2 separate regions of the Homo sapiens genome follow, and region 2 is linked to region 1. The links are chromatin contacts, found by Hi-C in ENCODE. All regions are on one chromosome and are shown on one strand. Each heading gives the region's core, a stretch centred on a gene start or an enhancer-like site at or near the end of the contact. The rest is flanking DNA. Distances are from core to core; before and after follow the strand shown. Region 1 holds the start of C1GALT1 (core 1 synthase, glycoprotein-N-acetylgalactosamine 3-beta-galactosyltransferase 1). Region 2 overlaps ICA1-AS1 (ICA1 antisense RNA 1).

The links. Hi-C counts contacts between places; a loop is a spot of excess contacts on that map. Pooled maps may share reads with other maps.
Region 2: a pooled map shows a loop between it and region 1 (2.1-fold over the local background). The contact joins the enhancer-like site here to the promoter of C1GALT1 in region 1. A Hi-C loop is called at or near these places in 2 of 168 maps with a recorded cell type or tissue (CD4-positive, alpha-beta memory T cell and PC-9), 8 of 37 single-sample maps with no recorded cell type and 13 of 50 pooled maps.

What each region holds. Positions count from the first base shown.
Region 1 is chr7:7,178,627-7,185,476 of GRCh38, reverse strand. C1GALT1 (core 1 synthase, glycoprotein-N-acetylgalactosamine 3-beta-galactosyltransferase 1) reads right to left here and starts at 2,933. Exons shown (of 4, transcript NM_020156.5): 1 at 2,657-2,933. RefSeq lists silencers at 2,144-2,363, 2,584-3,193.
Region 2 is chr7:8,278,585-8,285,604 of GRCh38, reverse strand. The region is part of intron 3 of ICA1-AS1 (ICA1 antisense RNA 1); the gene reads right to left. Among named protein-coding and RNA genes, the nearest start is that of ICA1-AS1, 20 kb to the right of the region's middle. Within about 2 kb of position 1,434, at least 2 of the 41 ENCODE cell types and tissues checked have a DNase peak (open chromatin) inside an H3K27ac peak, as active enhancers do.

The DNA of each region.
Region 1 (6,850 bases), core at 1,684-4,183:
TACATCTTGATTTCAGACATCTTGCCTCCAGAACTGAGACAATAAATCTGTTGTTTTAAATCACCCAGTTTGTCGTATTTTGTTACCGCAGCCCTAGAAAATACAATGACCAAGAATGCAAATAACTATGCCAAGCTGTATTTAATTTCAAATTCTGCCTATTATCCAACATCTAGCCGTTTAAATGTGCTTTAATATACAGGTTTCCCATTCCAGAATCTCCCTAATATTGCCTCTCGTTGCCCCCAACACGCCCCTTCAATGTGCAAGGCAGCACATACTACAGGTGCTAGATAATTTATTTAGACTTTCCTTTCAGTTTCCCCCACCTTCTTATGTGCTTCCCTAAATCACAAACACCAGTTTCTTTATATATTTTTTTTCTCCCTCTTCCTATTCTCACATATTACAGATTTTGGCATATATATTCCCCTTGGACATTTGAATTAGCTGCAAAATAATTTAAGTACACATTGGAGTTCCTCTCTAACCAGATTTTAAGATAAAAGGCTAACTTCTCATTTTATGGAACAAGTCTCCTTCCCGCTCCCCACCTTTCTTCTTTTAAAAGAATGACTTAATCCCACTGAATTTGAAGTAAAAAGATTTTTGTCATACCTTTCTTTCAGCCTTGCTATAGTTTGTACATCAGCGTCTTTAATCAAATCTTAAGAAATCTTCTAAAAGAAAAGATGGTTGTATTGGGAAGCTTAAACTTTTAAGCCTATCTGAATTTAATTTCAGCATCAAGCTTTCCATTTTCTACTTAAGGTTTATTTATAGCTGCACTGTCACAAAAATTCCAATCAATGATTTTACCACACAAAGACTCTAAATTACCATGGCTTATAATGTTAAACTGCATAATGCAATTTTAATTTTAGCACAAATCAATACACAAATAGTAGCATGTGCCTAGTGACATACTTTTTCATATTTCTATTAGGTAAACAAGAACTCATTATGTGTACCCTGAAATAAATTTGTGATACAATTTTAAGAATAACTGGATATTGAATTTACTCAACGTAGTCTAGTCTTAAAAAGCATAATTATGAAAAACTTTAAATAGGAAACACAAAATATTTCTAAAATGCTTAATCCTAAGTAGGAAGATACAAAAAAATACACATTCCAGGCAAATTTGAGAGGCATTTAGTAGCTCTCCACTAATACTGAAAAATTATTCTCTTTATGAAGAATTTTAAATGAGTCATACTTTCCTTACTAAGTCATTGTTTCACTTACCATAAGGTGAAGAGTTAACTGTTTGCTAACTTGAAACTTTATATTCACTTAAACTGTACATCTATATATAAAGACTGGTAGAAAGTATAGTGTACTATATACAATATTTAGAACATACAGCATCATGGGCATTAAGCTCAACTGCCATTTACCTAAGAGGGTGAAAAGCTGTCATCTAAATACCTTCTAAAAACTCGGATTCCAACTTCCCAAACTCACACCAGAATGAAGCAACTTGAAATTATGCGCACTTTTTCCTGGCAGAGCTATGTTCTATGCCCAACTTTTAGTAAGTTAACATATTTCTCTCCCTTACACATCGGCCAATTATTCATTGATTCATTATGGTTCTAAATTTATAACTTTTAAATTCATAATGAAATCAATCCATGGTTAGCACAATAGTTTTCTATCTTAAAAAAGCGTTAAAAGGAAATACAGTAGTATGTACAATGGATATAGAGAACTAGGTTAGAAATCTTGAGAATTTTTCCAGGATGTGTGGGTTTTTTGTTGCTGATACTGTTGTTTGCTTTAAATGCGGGGTGGTGGGGGGTGGGGAGACGGTAAGGACCAGGAAAGAATAAATCCACAGCGCTAAATTATGGTCATCTTTTAAGAGTGTACGACTTACCCAAATTCAAAGCAAATGGACAACTTGTCAACACCTACTAATTCCATCACAATTTGTTGGGGAAAAATGGGGTGCAGAAGCAAAAAAAAAAAATTTAATGCCTTTCTTCCTCCTCCATGCCCCGAATGCCCCAACACACACGTATCTGCTTCACTCTGCGGCAGGGAAACTTAAAGAAATAAATCAGCTACAGACAAACCTGATGATCCAAGCTAGACCCAAGCAAGCTCCAGGCACCTCTGGAAGGAGCCCGCTCGCTGGGCGCTCAGGCGGCGCGGCAGCCGAGTGGCTCCCCGGCGAAGGTGCCCAACACCTGGGCGCCCAGTCCGGCGGGACCCACAGGTCTGCGGCGGGGCGGGGAGGGCCCGGGAGGAGGGACTGGGAGGGCCCGGCGGGGCAGGACCGCTAAGTGGTCCGGTCCGGGCGCACTGCGCGCCCCGCCGCGCCGCCAGGCAGCGCGCGAGCAGAAGAGGGGCGCGAGCGGGCACAAGGGAAGGACCCACGACGAAGAGGAGGGTACATGTCCACAAAATTGAGGCCGGGTACGCAGCCGAACGCTGTGGCAGATCGCTAAGGCTCCGGGAGCGGGAAGTCCTCGCGCCTTCCTCAGGAGCCCGGACGACCCCAGCCCGGCTTTGACCCCGAGACACCTGTTCCGCCGCGCCCGGGGTTTGGTTCCATCCTCCACGCTTCCCCACCAACCCGGAGAGGGGGGAGGGCGAGGGGAGACGAGACCTTGGACCCGTAGCCTGAGGGCGCCTCCGCCGGCCATACCTGACATCAGCTGCGGCTCCCTCTCGCCCCTCCTGGGGGGCGGAGAGGGGGACGACTTGGGACTGGTGACCTTTGCTTCTCTGGGCAGCCGCAGAAGTGGCTCGTGGCCGCTAGCCGAGGCCGCCCGCTGCCGCCCAGATTATTCCCCGGCAGCGGCAGCACAGCGGCGGCGGCCAAGGCGGGCCCAGCGCGCGCTCCCGCCCGCTCGCTCCGCCCCTCCCCGCAGCGCGTCCAGGCCGTGGCCCGCCTATGGCGCAGCCGCCACCCGAAGTCTCCTGGCGCTGACGTCTCCGCCGCCGCACCAGCCCCAGGGAAGGGCGGAGCGGGAGGGGCGGTGGGCGGGGATACGGCGACGTGAGGAAGCGGGGATTGGCTGCCGGGTGCACGCTCCGCCCTAATGCGAAGGGGTCTGGGAAGTCGGATCTTGCACGAGCAGTAGATTTTGTTGTATCCCCCTTGCGGCTTGTGTCTGCTACTCTCCGCATTTCTGATCCTGCTGTAAGGTTATGCACTAGCTTCAAGACCTTGAGCGGGACGAAAGCAGGGTAACAATAGGGAGCGAGAAAGGGGATGCTTGAAGGACCTTTGTCTGAGGTACAGGCTCTAACCCTGCAGGACTCTTGTGGCCTGTAGCCTGCTCTTAACCCGTTCATTTGTTTTTCTGTTCTCTCCCCGTGCTCTCTTTACTCAGTATCTCTCTGGGCTTAATAAAAGGAAGTAATAAGATGAAGTATGCATACGGGTGCTGGGTCATCATGTGAGAACCAGGAAGAGCTGAGAACCGAGATAATGATACCAGAAAGCTTTCTATAGGCACATTTCGTCTTTGGTTCTGTCAGCACTTCGGTTCTGTGGGGCAATGGCCGGAAGAGCTTCTTAGGGGCGTAACAAAACCTATCTCCCCTTTCGCTGGGCTCTGAATAAGGAAGTTGTCTTTGGAATAGGGGGAGGAGGCTGCCACCTGTTGAGGCAACCCCACAATAGTCATGAGGTGAGGGTAAGGTTTAGTCTTTACTGGCGTTAACCATTATCTACAAGACCACGTTCCAGAATAGGAAAGCTACCCTGCTTCCTTTAAATGCCCTATCCAAGCGGTTCTTTAGTACTCTACAGCATGGTTGTTAAAGAGTATGGGCTCTGAAATCAGACTGCCCGGGCTGGCATCTTGGTCCCTCCACCTATTGGCAAGTTACTTAGAATGCCTGAGACAAATAATAATATACATTAGTTATTGTTATTTTTCCTTTAATTTGCTTAGGTTCAGCTGTAGTGTAGTTTCTCAGGACATTGCATCAATATATCCAAAAGAATTGTGAAACATAAAGCACATGTAGTGATTCTAATACAGATGTCTCATTTTTCAGATGACAAAACTAAGGCCAGAAAGATAAACTGATAGGTCCATGTTAGAAGAGAAGTGCAGCTATCCTGATGTCCAGGTTATTGCTCTTTCCTTGGCTCATGGGTCCAGACTTCTCTGCCTTACATGATTACGTCCATTCTCTACTCCTCCCCAACTTGTATACAGTTGTTGCTCAGCCTCCTCCCCCTCCACCTTTCCGCAATATCCTTCCACCTTTCCGCAATATCCTTCCACCTTTCCGCAACATCCTTCCACCTTTCCGCAATGTCTTGCCATCCATTGTGAAACATGGAAGGAGAACTCTTTCAGGGGTCAGTGTTCCAAATAGAAACCAAAACTCACAACTCCTTATCTCGTTTTAATTTTATTAAAAGTTATAATTAATAAAGAATAACACTTTTTTCCATTGAGCAAAGATTAGAACCCTTTCCTAAAATAAGGTCAGCCACAGCCTTATCCTGGAAAATTACTTGCTAGAAACAATACTGGACCAAATCAGCCCTGCCCCCACCCTGCCTTTCTTTGAAAATAGCTTTTTTTTTTTTTTGAAGAGATATGGTCTTTCTATGTTGCCCAGGCTGGAATGCAGTGGCTATTCACAGGTGTGATCTTGGCACACAACAGCCTCGAATAACTGGGCTGAAGGCTGAAGCAATCTTCCCGCCTTAGCCTCCCCAGTAGTTGGGATTACAGGCACAGGCTGTGGCACCCAGCTAATAACTATTGTTTTATAAAAACAATACATGCTTATGCAAACAAATTTAAAAAATTTAAACAAAAATGCAAAGAAGTTAAAATCTGTCCAAATACCATAATATAGAGATAACCATTTCTTAAATTTTGTGTTACATTCTTCTAGGCATCTCTCTAAGAATAAAAGCACATATAGACATATAAATACAATATTTCATAAATTGGATCGTATTATCTGCACAGTGAACAACAGTCATGAATAACATCATTTTTAAAAGTTGCATACTGTCTGTTAAATGGATATACCATCATTTATCCAACCAGTATTCTATTGATTGACATTTATGTTTCCAAGTTTTTACTACCATAAAAAAAGTCTCTGATGAACATTCTTATCCATAGGCTTTTGCACAATTGTGCAATTATCTCCTTGAACACATTCCTAGAAGTGACATTAATGTCAGCCAATTCTTCGACATTTTCAATTAGAGAATAAAAATTGTGGTTACTTTGAAAAATATACTTTATATGTGGGACTCAAAACTGACCAGATTCTCCCATTTGAAACATACTTGAAACACACATAAACCTCAGTATTGTTGTTTCTCTTGTGTCTAGTGTTTAATAATGCATGTCAAAACTCGTTGGAGTAGGTCGGTAGACATTACTAGTTGTCTAAACCAAAATCCTTTCTTCTTTACTAGTAGAACTCTGATTTCTTCAGGGTGACAATGTGGCCAGTTAAAAATATTCATGCCCCTAGACTTTCATAAGTCATGGCTGGCCATGTGACCATCAATTAAATAAAAGTGAATTTCTGTAGAGGAGACTCAAGGAAAGCTTTATGGAAGAAATATCGCTTTAGCCATTTGATATGCACCCATCCCTTTTTTTTTTTTTTTTTTGAACCTGAAACAGGGACATGATACTGGAGGTAGAACAGCCATATTTCACCCATAATAACAAAAGCCACACAGACACTATTAATAGTGTAGGACACCAGAGGTGCCTAGGTCCATGGTTGCTTTGGAGGGCCAACTTACCAGGTCTGGACTATCCACTTCTGGATTTGTTGTTAGGTGAGGAAGATTATATCCCTTCTATATAAGATTTTGTTATTGTCTGTTGTAAGTATCAAATGCAATTCTTAGTTGACATAATAAGATAGGCCAAGTCATCATTTATTTAGCACTATATATAGAATTTTTTAATAGACAGAATGAGGTGAAAATGGTGACAGAAAATGCAAACAAGCTAGCAACAACATTAAAACATTGTCTTCTTTAATAGACTTAGTTTCCCTTTAAATACCTACATTTTACAAATATATTAACACCAGTTTATAATAATTAAGTTAAATTTCGTGTATTAAATTTTATTAACTCATATGGTAGTATTAAAATATGTTCACAAATTATTTGATACTTCTTCCTTCAAAGGGTCAAACTTCATTCCCCTCACCTTGAGTTTGGACTGTATTAAATGACTTGTTCTCATGAATAGAATGTAGTGGAAATGATGTAATGTGACTTCTGAGGGGAGACTATAAAACATGCCAGACTTTTTATTCTTTCTCTAGGATTACTTGTTGGGGCCAGGTAGCTGTTATGTCAGAGTCATAAGGTCACTCAGGCAACTTATAAGGAGGCTCACATGGTGAGTAATTAAGGCTTCTAGCCAACAACCGGTGAGGTATTGAGGCCTTCTGACAAGAGCCATGTGAGTGAGCTTGGAAGCAGATCCTCCAACCCTTCAGGCCTTCAAATGATTGCATGCATCATGGTCAACATCTTGACTGTAACCTAGAAAGAGACCCTGAGACAGAACCATTCAGCTAAGGTGCTCCTGAATTCCTAGGCCACAGAAACAGTGAGATACTAAATGTTTAAATGATTGTTGTTTTAAGCCACTAAGTTTTGGGATAGTTTGTTATACAACAATAGGTAACTCATACAGCTGGATATAATAGAGCCTAGCACAATGCCTGGCACACATGCAGGTGTTCAATTATTTGTTGTTTGAATGAATAAATAATTGAATGAAGTATATCTTTTTCACTTTAGTAGGTAGCATACAATGTTAGGATTATCTTTGCTCCCTGACACCTGTATTATCTAAGGGTTTTTTGATCTCTTATA
Region 2 (7,020 bases), core at 185-2,684, 1.1 Mb before region 1:
GAGAGAAGGTTATCAGAAGGATTATAGAGCACTTCATAAAATGCAAGAGAGGAACAAAGGCTCAAAAGGACAAGAAATGGGGACACTCCAGGGCCTCAGTAGGAGTTTACACATCTTCCCATCTCTCTATCTCATCATGCCAAATGTTAATCATCAAAATGAAGAACATAGGTGGTAACTCCCAGACTAGCAGCTATGGCCAGGAAGACAAAATCACAGAGCACAGATGTGATCTCCTGGGGCTATGTCTGTATATAAACAAATAATCCTTCTGAGAAAGGAGCCATGCTTAGCCATAGCCATACAGCTACCCCCAAAGCTATCTGCTACAATCTACCCTCTGGCTGCCCAGAATACACACATGCTTGCTTACTCACATACATATCTTTCTTTACCTGTACCAAAAAAAAAACACCCATAACACATGATTCAACCAATCATCACACAATGGCAATAGAAGACAAGCAAAGTCATTTCCAGCAACTGCACTCAGAGGTGAGACATTGTCCTTCAAGTCTATGACCTCTGACTTATGTCCATTCCTTCTCAGTTATCACAACCCCATCTCAGTATTCTTCAGCCTATGAACTACATGGTGGATTTAATTGATATTTAGATTACATTATATAGCCCTGGGAGAAAGAAAAAGAAAATTTGTTTAATTCTCATGTTTAAAGGAAATGTGAGATAAATAGTATACTTAGCAGCAAATAAGGAAATACTGGGGAAGGCTACTGTCCTCCATTCTGCAAGAACGCATGAGACTGCTGCTGACATATAAAATATGTACTTTCCCTGTTTGCTCCAAGTTCTCCTGGCTTTCAGCCAACACCTCAGCTTGCCAAGCATCTTTGCCCTGATTGTATAAAGAATACAAAATCTCCAGGTGGCAATCTCAGCTGCCAATTCAATAAAACCTACTTTTTTAAAACAAACAAACAAACAAACAAAAACTCTTGCTTGAAGCAGTCCTCCATTGGGTACTAAATTCCTTAGGCTAAAAGAGTTAAGAGAACAATTTTTAAAAATTAAAGCAAAAATTCTAAGAGTGAGAGAATAAGTATAATTGTAAGAGGTGCCTTCATCCCTAGATTCTTAGGTTGTGTTTTGGCTCTGAAAGTAATAACCAATGTATTAGTCATTGTTTCTGCTCATGTTCTATATCTTACAACGTAACACTCCATATCACATCTGCTATTTTCCAAATGGCACTAGGGCAAAGTTTTCAATAGGTCATTTCAATAGCTTCATGAGGATGATTGGATATTTATACAGTAAGGCCAGTGAGTTATTAGCCTATTGCCTTACTTATCAAGTGGTGAGTTCATTGGTCAGAGGCCATATATAGAATCCTGCCGATGTGTTAGTGGTATGTAAGCAGGGAAAGCAAATCCAAGTTCAGAAAGACTATTCCAGTACTGCCACTGGATGAGTGCCACTGGATGAGTTGCTGCCACTCCATGATAAAGAAGCATTCCCAACTTAAAATAACTTTCCCACTACCAGCAGACCAAGTTCCCTAGAGGTGCAGTGACAGTCACTGCTGCTAGCAATATACAGATGCGTCTGGTAAAAGGAAATTTATGCTGTTAGGCCCAAGAATTACCTCCATTCTGGCAATAGCAGCTATTATATCCATAAGCCAAGAAACTGACTGGGAACAGAGGATGTCTGACCCCCATAGAAGAAATCACTTTGTTCTCTTGGATATTAACAAACTGATATGGTTTTGCTATGTCCCCATTGAAATCTTATCTTGAATTGTAGTTCCCATAATCCCCACCTGTCATGGGAGGCACCTTGTGGGAGGTAATTGAATCATGGGGATGGTGTTCCCCATGCTATTCTCACGATAGTAAGTTCTCACAAGATCTGATGGTTTTATAAGGGGCTTCCCCCTTTGTTCAGCTCTCATCCTTCTCCTTCCTGCCATCACGTGAAGAAGGATGTGTTTGCTTCCCCTTTAGCCATGATTGTAAGTTTCCTGAGGCCTCCCCAGCCATGTGGAATTGTGAGTAAATTAAACCTCTTTCCTTTATAAATTACCCAGTCCTGGGCACTTCTTTATAGCAGTATGAGAATGGACTAATACACAAACTCTTCTACAATAATGGCTTCTCAGTGAGGACTCACATTAACCCAGATATTTTCACACTTTGGGCCCATTTTCAATGGTGCATCAACTTTCCTTAAAACCTACTTGTCATCAGTTCTCCAATCTTGATCCTTCTAAGTCTCTGACCGTCTAATCAGACCAGGACTAAAAATGACTCATTGTGTACTCATCAGCTTTAAGCATCTCTAAAATATTGCCCTGTTCCAAGCCCCTGCCCAGTATCCCCACCATTGCCCAAGTCAATCGATCCCTCCCTCAGGGACATCTCTGACTCCCCACAATTCAGAAACCAAAGGGTTAACATCTGGCAAAACTGGACTTCAAGACTAGTTTCAGTGATAGATTCCAATTGTCTTATGTGTTAAATATTTTGAATATCACCTCTGAGCAAATCATTACCTCAGGAATTGGTGTAGATCCTGACCTCAGATAAAGTTGACAATATTTCCTTCCAGGTCAAGTAGACAATGAAATTCATGCTCAGAATCAACTATTGTGAGCATTTTCCTTCTCCACTATACTTCACAGCCACACTGAAGGACAGCAACGCTTCCTCTCATCCTGTCTGGGGCTAGCATATTGTGCAAGGCCATTTGTACACCAGGTTCAAGTTAGGTCTCTCAGTGAAGAACTCTCTCATTGGACCACTAGTCACTGGAAACTCCCATGAAGCATAGGAAGAAAAAGTAATGTAGTAGGAATACGACTGCCTGCTTGTACCGTTTATCTGTGTTTTTAGGCTTCTCCACAGGCTCAGCCTCATAGTTTTTTCTTCCTTTTCAGTTCACTCAATGTGGACTACCGTTGGGAATGCTTGACTTTGTGGCTAAGTACCTGAGACAACACTCATTCCATGTCAGGTATCAAAGTACTGAGATCATCTTACACCAGAGAGTTGGGTCTTTCAGTCTCTATCAGAGCCCAGGAACAAGTCAGGAGTCATGTTTCAAAATAAAGGGTCATCTGCTAAAGGGGTCTTCACATTTTCCCAAACACAGAAGTTCTCCTCTACGATGGCTCTTGTAGGCACTTGTCATGGATGCCATATAGCTCTCCAATGGGCTGCACACCATTTCAGCAGCACCAAATCCATTTGCTCACAAGGGCCAAAGGGCAGAGCTGCTTGCCTTGCAGCCTGAGCCAGCTGGACAGCTACTTCCCACTTTCGGCCTCACTCAAAACAGGCAGCTTTTGGCAGGTCAAGGCCACCCAGAAAAAGTCAGAGTATGACACCCAAAGGTGGCACTACTACTTCTAAAACCTAAAGAAGCCCCCCACACTATGCCTGGTAAATTTTTTAATATTTGCGAACAAATAATTCATTACCTCATATTAATTACAAACTGAATGTCCAACTTCAAAGTGCTAAAATTTCCAAATGCTGCTACTTTATATTAATCACATTTGGTGATTATTTTTCTCTTGCTTCGTTTTATTCCTGATTTAAAATTACCTTGTTTGGAAAAGAACTGGAAGTGCCTTGTCATGTCACCTTATTGCTTCTTTGAATAACATGTTAGCAAGAAGTTACAGAGTAAGACAACATCTTAAGAAGTTCAAGAAGTAAGTTAATCACTTAGCTACGTTCAGTTTTTATGTTGAGTCCATGTGCAGAACTCTGACTATTTGTAAAACTATTTAAGGACCATTCAAAAAAAATCTTAGAATCTTTAGTCCTGCTGTAAGACAAGTAAAATAAATGTTGCCCTGCCTAAGTGGGGAATCATCCTTTGCTATGTTCTTTCTTTGGAAGCCATCGTGGCAAAGATTTTAAAATGTAAATATTTATCAGGTATTTTAAAATAAATCACTTCTTTGTCCATTCTCTTTAACAAAAATCAGAAGTAAGTTAATACCTAAATTTTTATGAGCCATGTTTTAAATGGTTCTCACACAAGTTGATTCTGAGTGCACCCAAGAAGTGCTTCATCTACTTCTGCAAGTATTTATTGATCATTACAACGTGCAGGTTCTATGTGAGGCAATAGAGAAATAAGACTCAGACGACACACCATCAAGAAGTTTATAGCCCAGTGGGGGATATGAATAAGTAAGTATAAAATTACAATATATTAGGGAAGGCTTTCTAAAGGAAATGATGTCTAAGTTGAGGCCTAAAGAGAAAGGTAGGAGCCACCCAGACCAAGATGCTAGTAAATGAAGGGAAGAGAGTATATATAGGGCAGAGCAAGTTATGTGCAAAGACCCAGAAACCACAGAGAGCCTCGCATGTTTGGGTATCAAAGGCAGTTCAGTCAGGCTAGCTCTTAGAACTGGGGTGGTGGTGGTAGTGGTGGAAGAATAGAGAGGGTAATTGAAATATATGAGTGTGGCAGACACAGTTCCTTGCCTACACTACAGCCTTTCTTTCCTTTTACTGCAGACGGAACCTCAGAAAACTGGCAGGGATCCCTTGATTTAGGGACAGCTAGGAAATTAATCAAGGTAATTTTCACTTCACAGTCATGAGTCTAGAGTTGGACATGTGAGCCATTTCTGGCCAATGAGATCTAAGGATAAGTCCACCAGGGCTTCCTTCGAGGCTAAAACCAGACCCTTGATAGGAGAAAGCTTTTGCCCTCTTCTTCCCTGTCTGCAATGCTCACCTAGGTCTTAAAGACAATTTGGAGCTCCTACAACCATCTTGTGATCAAGGAAAAGATCCAAAGAATTGCAAAGAGCTGACTAAGTCACTGTCATTTAGTTGAGCTGATAAACCAACCCTGGAACTGTCTTTGTCAACACTTCTTGATATGTCAGAAAACAGGATGCTTTTATTATTTAAGTCTACTTGTCATGTGTTCTATTACTTTCAGCTAAGCACATTCCTGAGGGTTTTATAAAGACTCAATTGATAAGGCAGTTCCATCTCATGAAGGCCCTTACAAGCTATATTCTAAGGAACACCTTTTTATTTGCAGTGGCAGAAATCTATTTCTATCTGGCTTAGATAAAAGGGGTTCTTCATAAGACTGTATTGGGGTATCTCACGTGATCCGAGGAAGGGTTGGAAAACCAACTTCTGGAAGGACAGAACCACATGAATGAGAGCTTCTAATACCACCTGCAGAATATTCCCTATCTCTGGGCCTGGTGCAGTGGCTCATGCCTGTAATCCCAGAACTTAGGGAGGCCAAGGTGGATGGATCCCTGAGGTCAGGGGTTCAAGACCAGCCTGGCCAACATGGCGAAACCGCATCTCTACTAAAAATACAAAAAATTAGCCAGGCATGGTGACAGAGGCCTGTAATCCCAGCTATTCGGGAGGCTGAGGCAGGAGAATTGCTTGAACCTGGGAGGCAGTGGTTGCAGTGAGCCAAGATTGCACCACTGCACTCCAGCCTGGGCAACAAGAGAGAAATTCCATCATATATATATATGTGTGTGTGTATATATATACACACACACACATATATATACACACATATATATGATGTATATATATCATATATGTATATATGATACATATATATGATGTGTATATATATATACATATATGTATATAGATGTGTATATATATACATATATGCATATAGATGTGTATATATACATATATGTATATAGATGTGTATATATGTGTGTGTGCATATATACATATATATGTGTGTATATATACATATACGTGTGCATATATATACATATATATGTGTGTGTATATTTATACACATATATATACATATATATGTGTGTGTGTGTATATATATATATATGTATTCCCTACCTCTAATCTCTGATCTTCCCCATGGGTTGGTTTAATCCTTTCTCACTACTGACCAGGTTCCTGCACATGGTGAAAAACATGGCCACTGACAGCTCCCAAGCTTCTCCTTTTATAGCTTCTCCTCCCCAGGAAGGACCGGCACATGTGTCCTCTAATATTAAATTTTAAACTCTCATTTTATTTCCATCAGTAAAGAAAGAAGATCCAGGTGGCCAGAGCAATAGATAACCACCTCATAGGGAACCACCAGAAGGTTTGAAGCCAAAGAAAGTCTTTATTCAGTACAATTAAGTTTGTACGTTAGAAAGATGTACCCTTGGTTTAGGTTAGATAATAGATTAGGAGGGTCCTTCCAGGAGGAAGGACAATTGCCATAACTTAAGTGAGAAGTCATAGTGCCTACAAAAAGGTGGCGATGGCTCAGACAAGATTAAAGCTCTTATATAAATAGTGTTAATCTAGCCATTTGTAGTTAGTCCTCCTTTCAAAATCACAATAAGGAATATAACTTGTTTATGGTGGGGTGCAGGGGAGTGGACAGAGAACTGCATATATAATTATAGTTTTAAGTAAAGGCTTTAGAAAGAGATTAATCAAGTTGCCAGCTTCTATCATGATCTACATTTTTGTTTTAAAGTCTACTGTTAAGATTTTGTAGGTTTCAAGTAATGCTGAGGCAATACTTATTAGATGTTGATTTAACATAAACATTGATAAATAACTTGCAAGTGTGTTTAGGACATAAAATATCAAAAATGAAAATCCAGTGATCCAAGCTTATCATGTGTTCCTACCAACCTAACAAATTTTAGTAGAAAATCATTTGCTGCATATTTTGCAGAAGGAACACAGTTTATCTGAAATCAAAGGCAGATGACAACTCAGGCTGTATATATTAAGATGCTAGTAAATGAAAGTAAACTGCTCAAAATAAAAGCATAGTCATGAAACTAAAGAAGACCAAATACAATTGTACATAATAGTAAAAAACTTAACCCAAGATAATTAACAAACATGCTATTCTTGCAACTTAAATATGAATGGGTGATTTCACTGTTATTGATAGGATTTCAGAAAAATATTTTCTTCTTTTTAGTGTCTAAATCTGATCTACATGGGTGTTTCTTCAAGAGTGGATCACAAACCAACACAACAGGGAGAAAAGACAATAGATGGAAGAGGT